2 separate regions of the Mus musculus genome follow, and region 1 is linked to region 2. The links are chromatin loops, found by intact Hi-C in ENCODE. Cell type or tissue: left cerebral cortex. All regions are shown on one strand.

The links. Peaks named below come from ENCODE experiments on the same cell type or tissue, not always from the same donor. Only the 100,000 strongest peaks of a DNase experiment are listed, where the experiment ranks them.
Region 1: a loop joins it to region 2, with 2.2 times the contacts of the local background. A loop is called at or near these places in 4 of 42 quality-filtered maps.

Annotation. Positions count from the first base shown.
Region 1 is chr2:166,467,256-166,475,255 of GRCm38, reverse strand. Gm30908 (a long non-coding RNA gene) reads right to left here and starts at 3,793. Exons shown (of 2, transcript XR_375245.2): 1 at 3,366-3,793; 2 at 1,297-2,791. In left cerebral cortex, no CTCF peak of the experiment used is centred here; DNase peaks (open chromatin) are centred at 439 and 3,858; H3K27ac peaks cover 907 bases.
Region 2 is chr2:166,540,327-166,548,326 of GRCm38, reverse strand. No RefSeq gene overlaps it. Among named protein-coding and RNA genes, the nearest start is that of Gm29679, 20 kb to the left of the region's middle. In left cerebral cortex, a CTCF peak has its summit at 3,557 (motif pointing right); DNase peaks (open chromatin) are centred at 2,182 and 3,283; H3K27ac peaks cover 1,843 bases.

The DNA of each region.
Region 1 (8,000 bases), 73 kb after region 2:
GTGACTAGGCCCTGTTGCTATGGAGAGGGTGAGGGTGGGGCAGCTGTGCAGAGTGCTGAAGACACCTGTACAGGGAATTAGAGCCTGGGCACCATTGCTCCTGGAACCAGGGTATCTGTAGGACTCAGCCAAGGCAGCCTCTGCACTGAAACCACTCTCTTCCTGGACATGTCTCCTCTGCACAAGAGTGGCCTACAAGGCTTTTGGACTGCTTTGAAAATTTTTGACCAGCTTGACCTTGGCTAAAATATGCATCCCAGTGTGGTTTGACCCTGGCTAGTCTGGGTCCAAACTGGTGAGACCCCTAGAGATGATCTTTAAGTAAAGGCTGAGAGACACCGAATGGGAGGGAGTTGGTTGAAATGACATCCTTTTCCTCCATGTAGTGTGGAGGCGTTGCTGGGATTGGGAAAGACAGATCACAGTGTGTGAGTGTTAAACAGCGGTAGCGTCTTCCCCGCTGGAGGAGAGAATAGAAGAAATGGCTCAGCGCTCCGAGGAAACATCTTCTCTCTCCCCGCCGAGGGACAGACTTACAAAGGATGATATTTACATTTTCTCCAAGCCTTTAATTTTCTCATTTATCATTTGTCAGAGCCTGAGGCCCTTCCTCAGCACGTGGTGTTTGCCAGCCGCTAACGATCCCTTTACCAAGCATCACAGTCCATCTAGGAGCTTCCTTAATGGTACTGATCTGATGCGTCAGGATCTCATTGGGCCATCAGAGGCAGGCCTCAGGCCCCTGGATCACAGGATCACTCATTCACGAGCGGAGAACGGTGGCAACCATCCTAGCCACCAGTTCCTGAGGTAATGGCTGAGTACTGAGGTGGAGGTGGGTGGGTTTCAGAGCCAGGCCAGGGCTTCCTGAGTGCTATTTGAGGGGGGTCAGGAAACTCACCCAGGCATTCTGAGTGTGCCTCATGGGAAATATTGACACAGTGCTGTCATCATTCAGTAGGAGCAGGACAAATTGGTATTGTCCTTGGTGGAGATCAGTTTGGGCCCTGCCTCAAGTGAATCCATTTTACAAAGCATCGGGTTGCTTCTTTCTGAGTGCAAATCCTAGGACAGAATAATAATCCAGCAACCGGCATCAGGGCCAGAAAAATGGCTCTTTGGGTAAAGGCATTTGCTGCCAATCCTGATGACCTGAGTTTTGTCCCCAGGACTCAGTGCTGAGGGAGAGAACTGACTCTGGGGATCCCTTAAATTATCCTCTGATTGCTACACGCATGCCCCCCCCCCACTGAATCAATAAATAAAAACATAATATAAAAAATTAAAAACAACAGCTACCATCTGTTCAGTACAAACCACGAAGTACCGAATGACACATGATTTATTTACATAGATAAATTTTTACCACCTGTGAGCTTACCAAGTCAACAGGAATACACAAACACATGGGCATACTGAAACCATATCAGAAACACCAGGCCTCTGAGCTCGGTCGCATTAGATGTAAATAAGCCCTCAACACTTGGAACACCCCAATCCTGGGACATAGTAGGACATCAACCCATCATTTGGCTACTCTTAGTCCAGGAAAATTGTCTCAGGAGAGGACCTCACACCTGTCCCCAGGCTCTGGACCAGGTATAGTTTTTCATGCTGGTGACATGCAGCCTACCTCAAAATGACACTTGGGATGGCTTGCCTATGTCTGCAGTTGACAACTATGAGTCTGAGAGCACTGAGCCCATGCTAGGGCCTCACAGGGGATACCTGAAGACATTTTGTTCTGTTTCAGCTCCCTGCCTCTGTCTGCAGGGCAGTGTCCTGAACTCTGTGACCTTGCTAAGCCCCTTGCAGCCATTGGGTAACGCATGTAGATGCCAGTGGGTGAGCTAAGAGTTAGTATAGTTACTGAGGCTGGCAAGGCCAGGTCTGGCAAGTGTAGTTGGGAGGCTTGGTGAACTGCAGACAACAAATTGACACAACTTCTGAATTTACTGGTATTCAATCTAACTTGGACACCATGGAAAGGTGTATGCCCATCTGTGTTTCTGTCACAGCTCATTCATGACACTGGAATAATCAGAGGACCATGTGGGGCTTCCAGGGTATGCCTGTGCCCTGTGTGTAATGTGAATTGGGAGATGGCTTGGGACAACTACAGTCACTTACAAGAGAGACAAGGAAGGAACATTTATCAGGTGGCTACACCTTAGAAACTAGCTTTAAGACCTCAGGAATCGGGTGTCCATCTGACATGTTATCAAATCTAGATTGTTTTATTTGCCTGTTTTAAATTTGGTGTTTTTCCTGCTGAGTGGTTAGGTCTCTCCTACAGACTCTGCTTCATGCACAATGACTCTTCTAGTGTTAGTCTGTGTGTAGGCTGCATGTGTCCTGGGGACTCAGCCTCTGAGTGATCTGTGATAGGAGAGGGAGAAGAGGGCATTTGTAAGGTCCAGGGCTGCAGGGGTAACATTCCTGGCTCTGTTGAGAGACAGACCCTGTCTACCCATGGACCTGTCTTAGTTCCTTCTGCACTAGTGTGCCCTGCTGTTTTCTTCTCTGCCAAGAGTTAGCAGAGTCTCCTCCCTGGAATGACTGAAGTGGTATCATCGAAGCTCTGACTGGGGCTCCTCTGTGTTTAATCGATCTCCCTCGGATGTCTCATGAGACTTTGATGGGCATAAGAGACCCTTGTGGTCACCACCACCATGTTCCAGATGAAGAAGCCAAGTCTTGGAGGCTCTGAGGTCACATGGAGTAGGCATAAAGTCAACTCTGGCCCGTGCAGATCTGAAGGTGACATGAGAAGAATGAGCGCCTTCGGGACCTGTGAAAGTGGGCTTGATGATCAACCCAACCTGACTGAGAAATGTTTAGAGTGAGTGTGCCTGGGGAGGAGTTTCCCAAGAAAACTGACATGTGGGACAGTGACAGAGGGGAATGGCTCATGCCGGGTGTGGGCAGGCACCACCCGATAGACTGGACGCTGGGGAGAACTAAATTGCTCGGAGCACATGGGTATTTCCTGTCCTTCCTGGGTCATTGCACCTACCTCTGCTCTCACTGCCTGGGGACATCAGACTCCTGTGTCATTTGTCACCGGCTCCTTCTCCCTCTCCTTCTCCTCCTCCTCTTCCTTCCCCTCTCCTTCTTCCTCTTGTCCTCCTCCTCTTCCTTTTGTTCCTCCTTCTCTTCCTCTTCTCCTTCCTCTTTCTCTCTTCTTCTTCCTCTTCCCCCTCCCCCTCCTCCTCCCCCTCCTCCCCCTCCTCCTCCTCCCCCTCCTCCTCCTCCCCCTCCTCCTCCTCCCCCTCCTCCTCCTCCTCCCCTTCCTCCTCCTCTTCCTCCCCCTCCTCCTCCCGCTCCTCCTCCCCCTCCTCCTTCTCCCTTGAACACAGACTTACACCACGGACTCTCCAACGGGCCTGCAGGTGCCTCGGCTTCTGGACTAAGCAGTCACCAAGTTCTCTGCTCCTCCAACTTTTCTCACCCAGCATCTGCTGAGTGATCTCATGTCCTGAGACAATGTTCATAGATGCTGTGCTGACAACTGATTGGCCAAGACATGACCAGAGTCACAACACAGGCTGCAGCTGACCTAACAGTTCATTTCAGCCCTGTTGTGCCTGTCGCCTGTCAAACCTACCCTCGCACACAATGTTGCCAATCACTAAGCAGACTGCTACACAGCCAGCTCCCCCCAGACTAGGGAGCACTGACCAGAGAGGCTGAGTCACTGGCTCCAAGGGTGGGATTTTAGCACTAAAGCTTGCTTGGTAGAATCAGGCAAAAACAACACACAAAAGCCTCCAGATTAGTTAAGCAGGGCCAGAGAGTGTTTCCTGTTTTCTCTTCCGGAGAACGAGTGCTCAGCTCATCAGTTCCCACATCTCACTTGTTCTCCCTGGCAACGGTTCCCTTGGGCACCGGCTCCCCTGGGTTTAGGCCAGGAGCCTCTGGCTTGGACTCAGGGGCTTCACTGTGGTGCATGGGTAGAGTTTCTATGTGTTTAGTTTTGTTTTTCTGTCATTAGACCCCACTGTGGCCTCTGGTATAGAGAAAGCCCATTGGGTATTAGCATTTTGGCTTGCTCTCCATTTTCTAGTCTTCCTTTTTCTATTTGCCAAATTAAGCCAAAAAAAAAAAAAAGGAGCAAGCTGGTCTTGTTCACAGCACCTTTGCTGGAGATCGTCCAGCTGTGCCCTCTGCCAGTGACTGTGCTGTGGGGTTTATCACCAGGGAGTCTCCATCGCCATCAACATTATCACCAGCAGCAGCAGCAGCAGCAGCAACAGCAGCATAATTAACATTATCAGTATCAACATCACAATTAACATTATGATTGTCATCATTGCCATCAACATTTTAGCATTGCCGTTGTCATTGTCACCATTCTCAGTGATCACATACATCTTTTGGAGGTGAACAGAAATCTTCCCAGTTTATTAGAAGTCAAGGAACCTGCATTTGCCAGTGAGTGGCAGAAGATATGGACATCAAGAAACTATGACAAACTTCAAAGGCTTAGCAGAGCTGGGGCTGCAGCTTCCAGAGAGTCGCCTGCTGTGGTCCTTCACGGTTCTTGCTCTTGGCAACTCTCTGGAACTCTTCAGCTGCCTATATCTGGCCTTTACAAAGGTATAAAAAGTGTGTTCTTTCTTTGTTCTGGGTCTCTCCTCCGGCCTGCATGCTGAGAGGGGGTTCCCCAACATGTTGGATAAGTAAAATCCTCATGTGTTTTGCAACGATGGTGGTCTCTGTGCTCTTTGCGTGAGTGAGGGTCTTCTGACAAGCTACAACAATATATATCAGTTATACACAAATGCGCGTATGCGCACACACACACACACACACAGACACGCACACACACTACACACACATGTATATGGGATTTACTAGAGTAGCTTACAGGCTGTGGTCCATCTAGTCAAACAATGGCTGTTTCCCAACAGAGAATCTAAGAGTCCAGTTCGGTCTATGAAGCTGGATGTCTCAGTTGGTCTTCAGTATATGTAGGAATCCAGGAGTAGGCTCTAATGCTAAGGAATTGAGAACTAGGGCAGTCAGGCAAAGAGGAAAATCTCTTTTCCTTGTCCTTTAGGCTGCCATGAGAAGGCCTGGCCCAGATGTAGGATAGGTCTTCTGACATCAAATGATCTGGATTTAAGGTGGGTCTCCCTACCTCGAATGATCTAGTGAATCAAAAGTTTCTCACAGATAATATCATTAACTTGGGCTTTTAGTGAATTCCAGATACAGTCAAGTTGGCAACCAAAATAGCCATCACACACCGGAAGGAAACCTCTGAACCTCGAAGGTTGAGAATCAGGCTGCTTACATACCACAAAGACTCCACCCTGTTTCTTCAACCCAAATTAAAATCTCCTTCCAAACTGAGCTGAAATACTTTTCACCTGCCTTCCTATAAGCACCAGTATCCTGCCCTTGCCACTTCTTCCTTTGTTATGGGAGATGCTTCAGAGGTGCATGCTGGTAGAGGAGCAGATAGGCTTTGCTGAATGCTCACTGCCTTTTCGGTTTTTTCCCCTCAATTAATATCGGGAACACTCACCTCTGGCTGAGACAACCTGAGTGTCCAAAGACAATAACCAGTGTCCCCTAGGTTAAAAAGAAAAGCGTCAGGTTGAGGGCCACTCTTCTTTTGTACCGATATCATCACTGTGTATTGCCATAGCAACATAGCCACATCAAAAAGCTGTTGATTTTTCATTCCTGCTTATTTTGACATTGCCCCCCTGCCACAGACTGATAGGAGCCAGCTTCAAGAGTGGCCGTGTTGACTCCATCCCATGTCGAGTGTCCTTCGTAGAACAGAGAAGCCACAAGACCTCACACTTGAGCTATGAGGCTCTGACTTTGTAGCTCTGTCTGCCAAGCCAACATCCCTAGGACAGGATGGGATTGGATGTCTTGCCCCATAGCTGCTAAGCAACAACCCACAGCCTAATGCAGTAAATAAACTGAAGCCTAACTCGGGAGTGTGGTTTTTGTAACACTGAGCTGACTTTCAGCCAATCCCTGACAGCCACCTCATTACATAGCGTCCAAAAGAGGCCAGTCCTAGCACATCCAATCAGGCACCATTCGATGTCTCGCCTGGTCCAAGCTCGAGGTTGGTAACAGCTCTTGCTTAAGCTGTGTTTGCACTGCCAGGGAACATGCTCAGAGTTCTTCCTCCTTGCCAGGGAGGCCTGCGGTAGGAATGCTTGCTCCACAGATCTTGGTTGTGTTCAGAAACTCATGTGCTTGATGGCTGCTGGTTACAGAGGTGGCGCTGTGATGGGGTTCCAAAGAGAGAGCACAGCCTTCAGTTCCGTAGGACAGTGTGGCGTTCAGGGTCTTATAGGCTTTCAGTGGGTGGGTTCCATATTGTGTGACTGAGCATGGCTCAGCCTGTATGCCAAGGATCATGGAGGTAGGTGCTAGGCAGAACCACAAACTTATCCTGTAGCTGCCAAGGGGAAGGAGAGAGCCGCAAGGCCACAGCATGGCAGGCTTTCTTATCAGAGAGAGAGAGAATGAGAGAGAGAGAGAGAGAGAGAGAGAGAGCCCAATGGGGTGTGTGGCTTGATCTCTGGGAGAGAGACAGAAAGGCAGGCAGAGGGTCTGGCATTATGTGTTTGTTATTTATATAGCTCAGGGAAACAGAAGCATAGAATGTGTTCATTTCCAGAAAGTAAGAGGCAGAGCTGGCTTTTTCCCGAGGGTCCTGTCCTTGGGGGCAGTGCCTAGCCCATTCCCGTAGGATGCCACCTTTTCCAGGTGATGCATGACTTGCTGGATGCTCAGGCACGTCTGCCCTTTGCAGGTGCCCAAAACTCCGAATCTCTCCAGTGTGACTCAGTCTCCCCTGTGGGGGTGAGACTCAGGTCTCAGTGCATCCTTCTTGGGTCAGGGGAGGAGGCTGCAATGGTGTGGGCCATCAAGGTGGACTGTAGCTTACTTCTTACTCTCCATTGGATCTGAGGGTGCTGGTCACAGGAAACACTTGGTAGGCAGGATGGCTATTATTAGTTGTCGACTTGACCACCTCTGGAATGAACTAAAACCCCCAAGTGGAGGCCACACTTGTGAGGAATTTTTGCTTAATTTGAAGTAGGAAGCTCTCCTTACCACCCAGATCCTTGCAGTAGAGAGACACGCCTTTAATCTGGATATTGAGTTGGAGAAAACCCACACTTTTTAATCCAGATCATTAGAGCTGGGAAAACCCACCTCTAACCTCGGCCACACCTTCTGCTGGAATCCTATATGGCATGGAGGAAGGATGCTCTCTCTTCTGCCTGCTTGCCCTCACCTTGCTGGCAAGTGCATTCCTTCACTGGCATTAGAGCCTACTTCTTTGGGATTTCAGCACATGCTGAAGACCAACGGAGACATCCAGCCTTGTGGACTGAGGAACTACTGGATTAAATCCCCCTTTATCTGACTCTGTATTCGTATCCATGTCTGTATCCATCCATCCCTCCCTCCCTCCCTCCCTCCCTACCTCCCTCCCTCCCTCCATCCATCCATCCATCCATCCCTCCATCCCTCCATCCCTCCATCCATCCATCCCTCCATCCATCCATCCCTCCATCCCTCCATCCATCCATCCCTGCATCCCTCCATGCATCTGTCAGTCTACCTATCTATCTCTTCATTCTGTAAGCTCTGTTGCTTTAGAGAACCTTCACTAATACAGTTGGGGAGCAGACATGCCTCCTCTCTTTAGGAGAGTGAGGGTTACAGACAACATTCTGGGACAGCAGTGACCATCATCAGACCACAAGGAAAGTCAACACGAGTGTGAGGGTCTAGTGTCGGGACAGAAGGACAACAAAGGAGTATAAAGTACACTGCTTCCTGAACACGCCTGAAGTCCTCCTACCCAGATACGAAAGCCGATGCACCCCCTTCACTGTTTAGCTCAGCTTGACTTTTGTGTTGCTCTTGGCAACCCTGAGTATTCTAAGCAATATCCTCTTTCTTCCTAGTGAGGTCAAAGAGAGGGCATTCGAGAAGCTGCCTGCATCTTG
Region 2 (8,000 bases):
TCTTGTTGGATGTCGGATCATAGCTGTAGAACCCAATCCGGTCAGTGTGCCCTGAATCTGGATCTGGCCTTCTGCTGTGCTTTCATGTTTTCCCCAGATATACTCTCCAGTATGTGCCAGGCGATTGTGTTTCAATGGCTCTGTCCTGAGAAAGTGCTGGGAAAGCGCTGCTCTGTCAATATTTGGTATGTGCTTACTGACGCTTCTTTACATGTTTGTCTCATCATGTTCTTCTGAACTCCAACAGCCTCCCCTGGGCCACTGCTTTCTTTGTTACATTCGTGTATAGAAGTCCACTGACTCTGAAGTAAGCTTGTCTAAAGCGTTAGGCTGTGGTCTGCCCCGTTCTTTCAGGTCCTCACAGCTCAGGTCTCACAAACATAGATGTGCACAGGTCGGAGAACGTCAGTAATGCTGGCTGAGGGAAGTGGTGGTTGTAGGTTCTCCAAGGTCCATGACATCACTAGCCCTGCGGACTTGCCTAGGTTTCTGTGGTCCTCCCCGCTCTCGTGGTCATCGGCCTATATGGTTCACGAGGGCAGTGGGAGCAGAGGGGACAAACGGGTTGGAAGCTCTGTGAGTCCGAATGGTGAATGACCACACTGGGACCACCTATCAGGAGGCAGATCAACTTTACTTTGGGTGATTCAAGGCTTATAAAGTTTTGGGGAACTGAGGGTAGGGACATCCAGGGTGGGCAAAGGTCATTGGCTGGGGGATTAGGGTACCGAGATGCCTCATTAGCATAATGGAAGCATCTCAGAAATCTCAGGTTGTAATCAGGAGAAAGGAAATTGATCCTGTGATCTAACTAAGGCAATATAACACACCTCAGGTAGAGTCTGAAGTATATGCTATCTTCAGCAATGGGGACTTACCTTCCTCCTCTGGGAGGCAACCAAGGACAATAGCGATAGCCTATAACATTTTGGAAGGCTCTTGGATAACCCTGACCAACAACACAAGAGAAGGCTTCTCATGCCTGGTGCTGAGGTTTTTGTCAGATGGTCTATTGCTCCCGTTGGAGTCTCCTGAGCCCGGAATGCAGTCCTCTCCTTATTGGCTTACAGCAAGAAGCCCAGCCACCTGGAATCCTTACTGCTCCACACACAGGCACATAGCTGCTCTGGCTTAGCACCGGCTTCAGGCAGACATAGGAGTCTCCCTTGTTCTTTATGTCACCTGGATAGCCTGAAGTGGCGCCTGAGGTTTGATTCCAGGCTCGGTGTCCTGCACATCTCCTGCCACCAAAGCCATAGCCACTGTCACCTCTTCTTGAGCCACTGCAGGCATTTTCATGGCTCTGTCCATTGTCCCCATAGCTGAGGAGAACTCTGAACACAAGAGTTAGGCCTTGTCACCTTTCTATCCACTGTCACCCTATCTCTTAGGTGAAGCCATAACCCTGGCCTTGGCTGTAGCTTGAGCCACATGTTTTTCTTGGTCCTCTGGACCTACCTTCTTCTGGGACTGTCGGTGTTGTCTGGGTGACCCATGCCATGGGCTCCTTGCTTCTGGCTTTGTGCACCCAGTGAAGGCCCTTGAAAGGGGGGTCACAGGCATGGTTGTTGGGGTGCCAGCTTATTTTCGGGGTCCCCTGGAGCTGACCATGCTCTGGCTTTCCTGTTCTCCAGTCATGCGAGCTTTTCCTGGGAGACAAAAACAAATGTCCGTTCATGCCAGAGAGCCAACTATAGTAATGCTTGAGCCAAACTCCAACTTGTGAACCAGCAAGTTTGTTGGGCTTTTATTAGTATAGATGAGAGGTTATGGGGTTGTGGGAACCCCAAAGCAGCACAGCATCAAATTTCACCCCAGCCGGGATGCGGCATCCCCACAGCTTCCCTGTAACTTAATAGATGACGTCCCCTCTTCACTTAACTGTCCATACTGTCTGTCACCTCCTGAGACCACAAGTGCATGTGCTCTGGGGGAGCCCTCTCAGTGCCCTGCACACCCTCCTGTCTGTGTGGCGCCCTGCTTTCCCTGCTGAGTCCCCAGCATCATGTGGTTGGCTTCCTTCATCAAGGCCATAAAGCCATGATCCCACTGCACAGTGCTCGGCTTGCTCAGCCTCTGCTGAACTCCAAGGCTGAGACACAGTGCTGAAGAGTGTCCAGTGGATACTGACGAGGGAATAAACGATCAGCCTGCAGCATGGCCTCACACTGTCTGCCCCCACATGTCTGAATATGCAGGCACCACGTCCTTGCAGGAATTGGGCTTACTGCAACAGCACAGGCTCCAGGGGGGAGCCAGCTCTGCGGATTCAGAAACTGCTGCTTGTCTAGAGGCGTCCTCCTCCCTCCCACCCCTTTCTCTCCCACCCACCCTGCAGAGGCCTTCGTCTCCGAGGCTCCATCTTCTCCTCTCCATCTTTGCCCTTCCCTTGTTCTCTGAGCCTCTGCCCTCACCTCTTCATTGCCTCTTGGAAGCAGAGCCCTGACTTCCAGGAAGTGATGTCACGGGGCTTCCCTGGAAGGCTCCACCTGTCTTTGTCCTGGAGGCCTGGCTTGTCCTCTAGGTCCTATACCATCTGGTTTCTCTGGGTCACTGGGATTCCCTCAGACACAGCCTCTCCATGGCCAGCAGCATGCTGCTCAGATCCCCCAAGGGGTGGGGCTGCCTTTTGGTCCCCTTACCCCCCCCCCCCCGCCCCAGCCCCTTCCCAAGGACTTGGTGTCAGACAGTCACAGACAGAACATACAATGCCACTGCTCGCCATAAAAGCCAAGATAGAATTTTAAAGCTCTGTAAATATTTAAAAGTAATGAAATTAAACTCGGACGCTCTTAAGATGGCAGTAAATCTCAGGCTGCATGGTGATGAGGGTCCGCTGTCCAACGCAGTAAAAGACGTACGCATCGGACGTTAGGGATGGCCTGCCTGGCCCATAAATCTGAAATAAAACTAACATACACACTGTGGGAGGCTCTTAGGTCCAACTCTGTTGGTCTCAGGATTTAGGAATCTGTTTTGCATATTTGGTGGGGCAGGGCAGTGGTGGTGGAGGGGTGTGGGAGTGTGGGGAGTGGGATCAAAGGGAGAGAGTGGGTAGGGAAAGTGGGAGGAGGGGGTGGATGGTGGTGGTGGGGTGTCCCAGACTGTGGTCTGGAGCTGACAGGAAGGTGTATGACACTAATGAGCTAAGGACAATTTCAAAAACAGCATCTCAGGTTGCACTAACTTGTAGCTCAGCCTGGGACTGGAGGGAGGGGACAGGAAGAGGAGGCTGCTCTGTGCTGTGATCTCACATTTAGCTGTGTTGCCTGTCTGGGAAGCCATCTGTCCATGAAGGTGTGTGGAAACTGCCATTTATTTTAGAACATTGGAGGCTTTGTATCAAATCGTGTTTCAGAGGATGCAAGACTGATTCAAACTGACTTAATCCAATACAGGAAGTTACTGAGCAGCTATCTCCCCCATTAACCCTAGCCTGCTATCCAGCAGTGAGCAAACCCGATGTAGAGGTTCTAGCCACACCTCTGCCAATTCAAGTAGTCTAGTCAGATGGGGCTGAGACACAGACATGGGGATGGGTAACCTCTAGGGGGCGCTGCATCGAGGCTGCCTGCATGGGTGGGCTTGATACTCACCTATAGAAAAAGCCCAGTAAGAACTGGTCAGGTGAATGAAGTGCACTGTTGGAGGTGTGGCCTTTTGGAGGGAGTGTGTCACATGGGGATGGGCTCTGAGGTCTCAGATGCTCAAGCCGGGTCCAGCGTCATCCTCCCTTCCATCCGGATGTAGAACTCTCAGCTCCTTATCCAGTACTGTGAACCTCTGAACTATAAGCCAGCCCCAGTTAAAGGCTTTCCTTTATAAGAGTTGCTGGGATCACAGTATCTCGTGATCGCAGTGACTCTTCGCAGCAATGGAAATCCTGGCTAGGAAAGGAGCCTGTAGACTCTCAGGAAAGCACAGACATCTGTATCCATTCCCATGACACCACCCACTCCCCTACCCTACATGTTCGCGATGTTCTCCAGGGCTCTGAGCCTGGTGCTGACCTCCAGCTTCACCTTGCCCTTCACCCCCTGGTTGTCAAGGCCCTCCTGCCTGGATTCTGCTGTTTCCTTTCCCATTGGCCTTAAAGTTGGGTGTCCCTGGCTCTGTCTCCTGCTCCCTCTGCTCCCTGGATCTTGTGGGCAGGTCCCCCGTGTTCATGGTCTCACTTCTTGCCATAGTGTTGTTATTACATTCTGCTCATATGTTTCTTAAATCTAAGACCAGGACCCCATTGATTTCACACTTACTGTATACAGAGTGCTTTGCTAAGCAGCTCACTGATGCTCTCTTGCAACCCAGACAAGATTCAAGATGCAGAGACAAGTCGTGGGTCAGGGCTGAGACCACCGTGTCCTGCCGTCATCTGCCCAGATGCACAGATCTAAGATCTGACCCTCAAACCCTGAAATCCCCCTGTCTCAGGCTGATGCCTAGTCCCACTCTGTCTGTTTCCTCTTGCTCCTGGAACTGCATTGGGGGAACAGTCCTTTCCATGTGAAGGACCCGAGGTCTCTGGGCTCACAGATAAGTACAGGGAAACCAGGGACATTAAACATGCAACTTGTCTATCCGACAAAGGGGATGCGTATACCTGTTTCCTCCCACCCCCTGAAAGCTCAGGGTGGATAATAGCCTGGTGATCTGTGTTATCTGAAGGACCAGGCCACACCTGAATCCCCTGGACTCTCCCTCCCCAGACCTTTATCTTAGCTTTGTTTCTCAGTCAGTAGAACCCATCTTCAGAGGTAATGTCACAGGTACTTTGCAGTGTGCTGGCCTCTATACTATCTGCATGATCAGGATCACACCAGATCCTAGTTCCTTAAGCTATAGAATCCATCTTTATGGTAGAGGTCACATGTGCTTGGCAAAGGAGTTTCGATGCAGTCACGCCCTAAGCTTTATTGTGGACACAGGACTGAGATCATTGCTACCAGGGATTTTTCCCTCCAAAATTGTACTGCACTCAAGTATCTTTAACATACACTACTCAGGGTCAGACACTAGAAGTCTGAACCAACACCTGCTAAGTCTTGCTGAAACGGATTTCCTGCTTGCCTCGGGCAGACTGTTTCCCTGTCGGCTATAGCATTTTCAGGGGCTCCACACATCTGGGCCATTTCCCATCCATTTTCCTTCGGGTTTTCAAAACAATTGCAATATTCTTATGGGTCTAAAAGTGTCACAGGTCCCCAGGACAGTTTCCAGTGCACATCCCAGACCATGTGACCTACAGCCCCTGTAGCTTTCTACAGTGGGGGTTTCCTTGTAGACTGGGGTGGTCCTGGGCACACTGGGGTGAGGTTAGTCATCTTGGCTTGGGGTCACTCAAGTTCTGAGTCAGCTATGTGGCCTTGGGAAAACTTAGAAACCTCTCTGCTCTCCAGGTCCATTATCTGTCAGCATAATGGGAATAATGGGACTTGACCCTGTGGGGAGTCTGAGAATTCCGGGGTCCATATGAGTTACAGAGACACCACAAATGAGGCCTCTTACAGACGGAAGAGTTTATTGGGAGCTTACAGATTCAGAGGTCTAGAGTCCATGCTGCCATGGAAGGTGCAGGCAGGCAGGCAGGCAGGCATGGCGTTAGAGTAGCAGCTGACATTCGTTCTACAAGCAGGAGGCAGAGAGAAGGCTGACTGGAACAGAGTGGGCTTTCGAAACCTCAGAACCCAAGTTCAGGGACGTACCACTTCCAACAAGGCCACACCTCCTGATCCTTCCCAAACAGTTCTACCCACTGGGAATCGAGCATTTAAACCTATGAGTCTAGGGGCCCCGGGGTCTATTCTCATTAAACGCACCACAGAATCCCACACTCACCTGCCTGATTCAGGACTCATTAATTCATCAGCCTGCTTTGCGGTTTGGTTATACAGCTGTCCACCTCTGCCCTCGGGGCCCCAGGCAGAGACTCTGTGCTGCAGTCCATCAATACTTGAGATGATGAGCACCTGCTCTCAGATTAGAGCCCATTGATTAGATGTCAGGCGCAGGGCAGCAAGGCATCTTCACGTGCTGCTTTAAAATTCCAGTCCCCGTGGCTTAGCCACTGGAATGAACTTTGCAAGTGCTCCCTGCCAGTGGGGTAAACCTGCTCCCTACTGTGACCTGCATTTCTGCAGCTTTGCCCCAGGTTCCTCTAACCCTGACCCCGACAAGGTCCTCTACAGCTCACCAGGACCCAAAGGGCACAGGGTATCGCCTGCCCCATGAATATTTACAGAGTGCTGCACACCGAGCTGCATCTCCAGGTATGCCAGTGAAAGACACAGAGGAAAAAAAAAAACCAATCACCCATGGGTTTAGCCTAATAAGGAAGAGAGGGAAGAAGGAAGGAAGCGAGGAACGTTGGAGGGAGAGTAAGAGACAAGAGAGAGGGAATGGAGGAGGCAGGGAGGGAGGGAGGAAGAAAGGACGAGGGAGGGGAAGGAGAGGAGAGAAAGAAGGAAGAGACAGAGAGACAGACTTAATGAGAAGCAGAGGAGAGCCCGAATGCTGGCACCCCAGCTCCTTGCTGCTTTTCCCTCAGGGCCTCAGTTCCTCGGCTCCCCTTCCCGCTGCTGTGGGTCCCTGGAGGCTGTTCAGCGCTGGCTTCGCTAATTGATATAAACGACCTGCTTCTCACTGTCTCGTCAGCTCAGCACACTTTCATATTAATTGGGCTGGAGGAGGAAAATTAAGTGTTTCAGCCTGCCATCGTTCAAGATGAGGAATGTGGAAACAGAATATGGAGAGAGGGGTGGGGGCGAGCAGTCAGAACCCCCCAAGGGGAGGGGATAGAGGCCCCCCCCTGCAGAGGGAGGGGACCAGACTTCTCGGGCAGCCTGGCAGCCCTTCCTGTGCACATGGGTTTATGCCCATCAGGTGGGGCTCAGCCCAAATCATGGCTGCCCCCTTAGGCATCACTCCCTGACCCCCAGTCAGGCATAGGCACTGCTCCCTGACCCCTTGGTCACAAGGTCTACAGAGCCAACCTGGAGAGTCTGAAAGCAAAGAGAACACACCAGCCAGATGGCAAAGTCCCATGGTCAGGTGGCATCCAGGACCCAGCTGGCTTTTCTCAGCCTGACAGCTAGCTGTGCTCTCTCCTTCCTTACTGGGGAGGGCCCTTGCCAGAGCTGCCAACCCAAGACCTCTTTGTGGTATTGCTTTACTGTGGCTCTCAAGTGTGGTTCACATGATTGGACCCCCCCAATTCATGTATGCCCCTCAAATACAGGAGACAAGGGGGTGGGATTTACTCAGGGTCAGGGCTGTTCCTTGGGATGCTCTGGGAGGCCTTAGAAGAAGAAGGTGTAGCTACAGGCTACGATGAAAGCCTTTCTGGTTGGGGCTCCGCTCTAGTGCAGAGCCCAACTGGGCTGCTGTCTCCAACCCACAGCACGTGACCCAAATGTAGAAGTCGGGACTCTCCAAGGATCATCAGCATACGGTGTCCAGAAGAGAGAAGGAGAGAAGAGTATGAGCCACCTGCCACACTAGAAAAGTTTCACTGCATGCAGAGGAGACAGTGGGCAGTTTTCCGCCCCTGGACAGCTAGGTTCTAGCCTGGGAGGGTAGATATAATTATTATTCTGACAAAATCCCTGATAGGAAACAACTTAACAGAAAACAGGATGATTTTGTCTCCTGGAGACTCGGTCCTTCATGGGGCAGAGTGTAAGGGTGGGAAAAATCACTGAAGGAAGATCCCGGATTCAGATAATGTGCCAAGACAACACATCCAGCCTGTGGGGATCAGCCATTTTCCAAAATGGTGACCCCAGACAAAGGCATGCAAGCCTTCTTATAGGGAACCAGGGGAACTCTCTAGAAGGATTAGGTCATCTAACAGTTCATTGGTGGATGTTAGGGGGTCACAGGAGGTCAGTGGTCTACATTCCTATGTCATGGATGTTTAAACATGATGAACTAGGGCTGCCCAGTGCAGGTGGCACATTTGAGATAAGATGTTTCCCCTTTTTTGTGGCTGTCCCCAGGCTGTT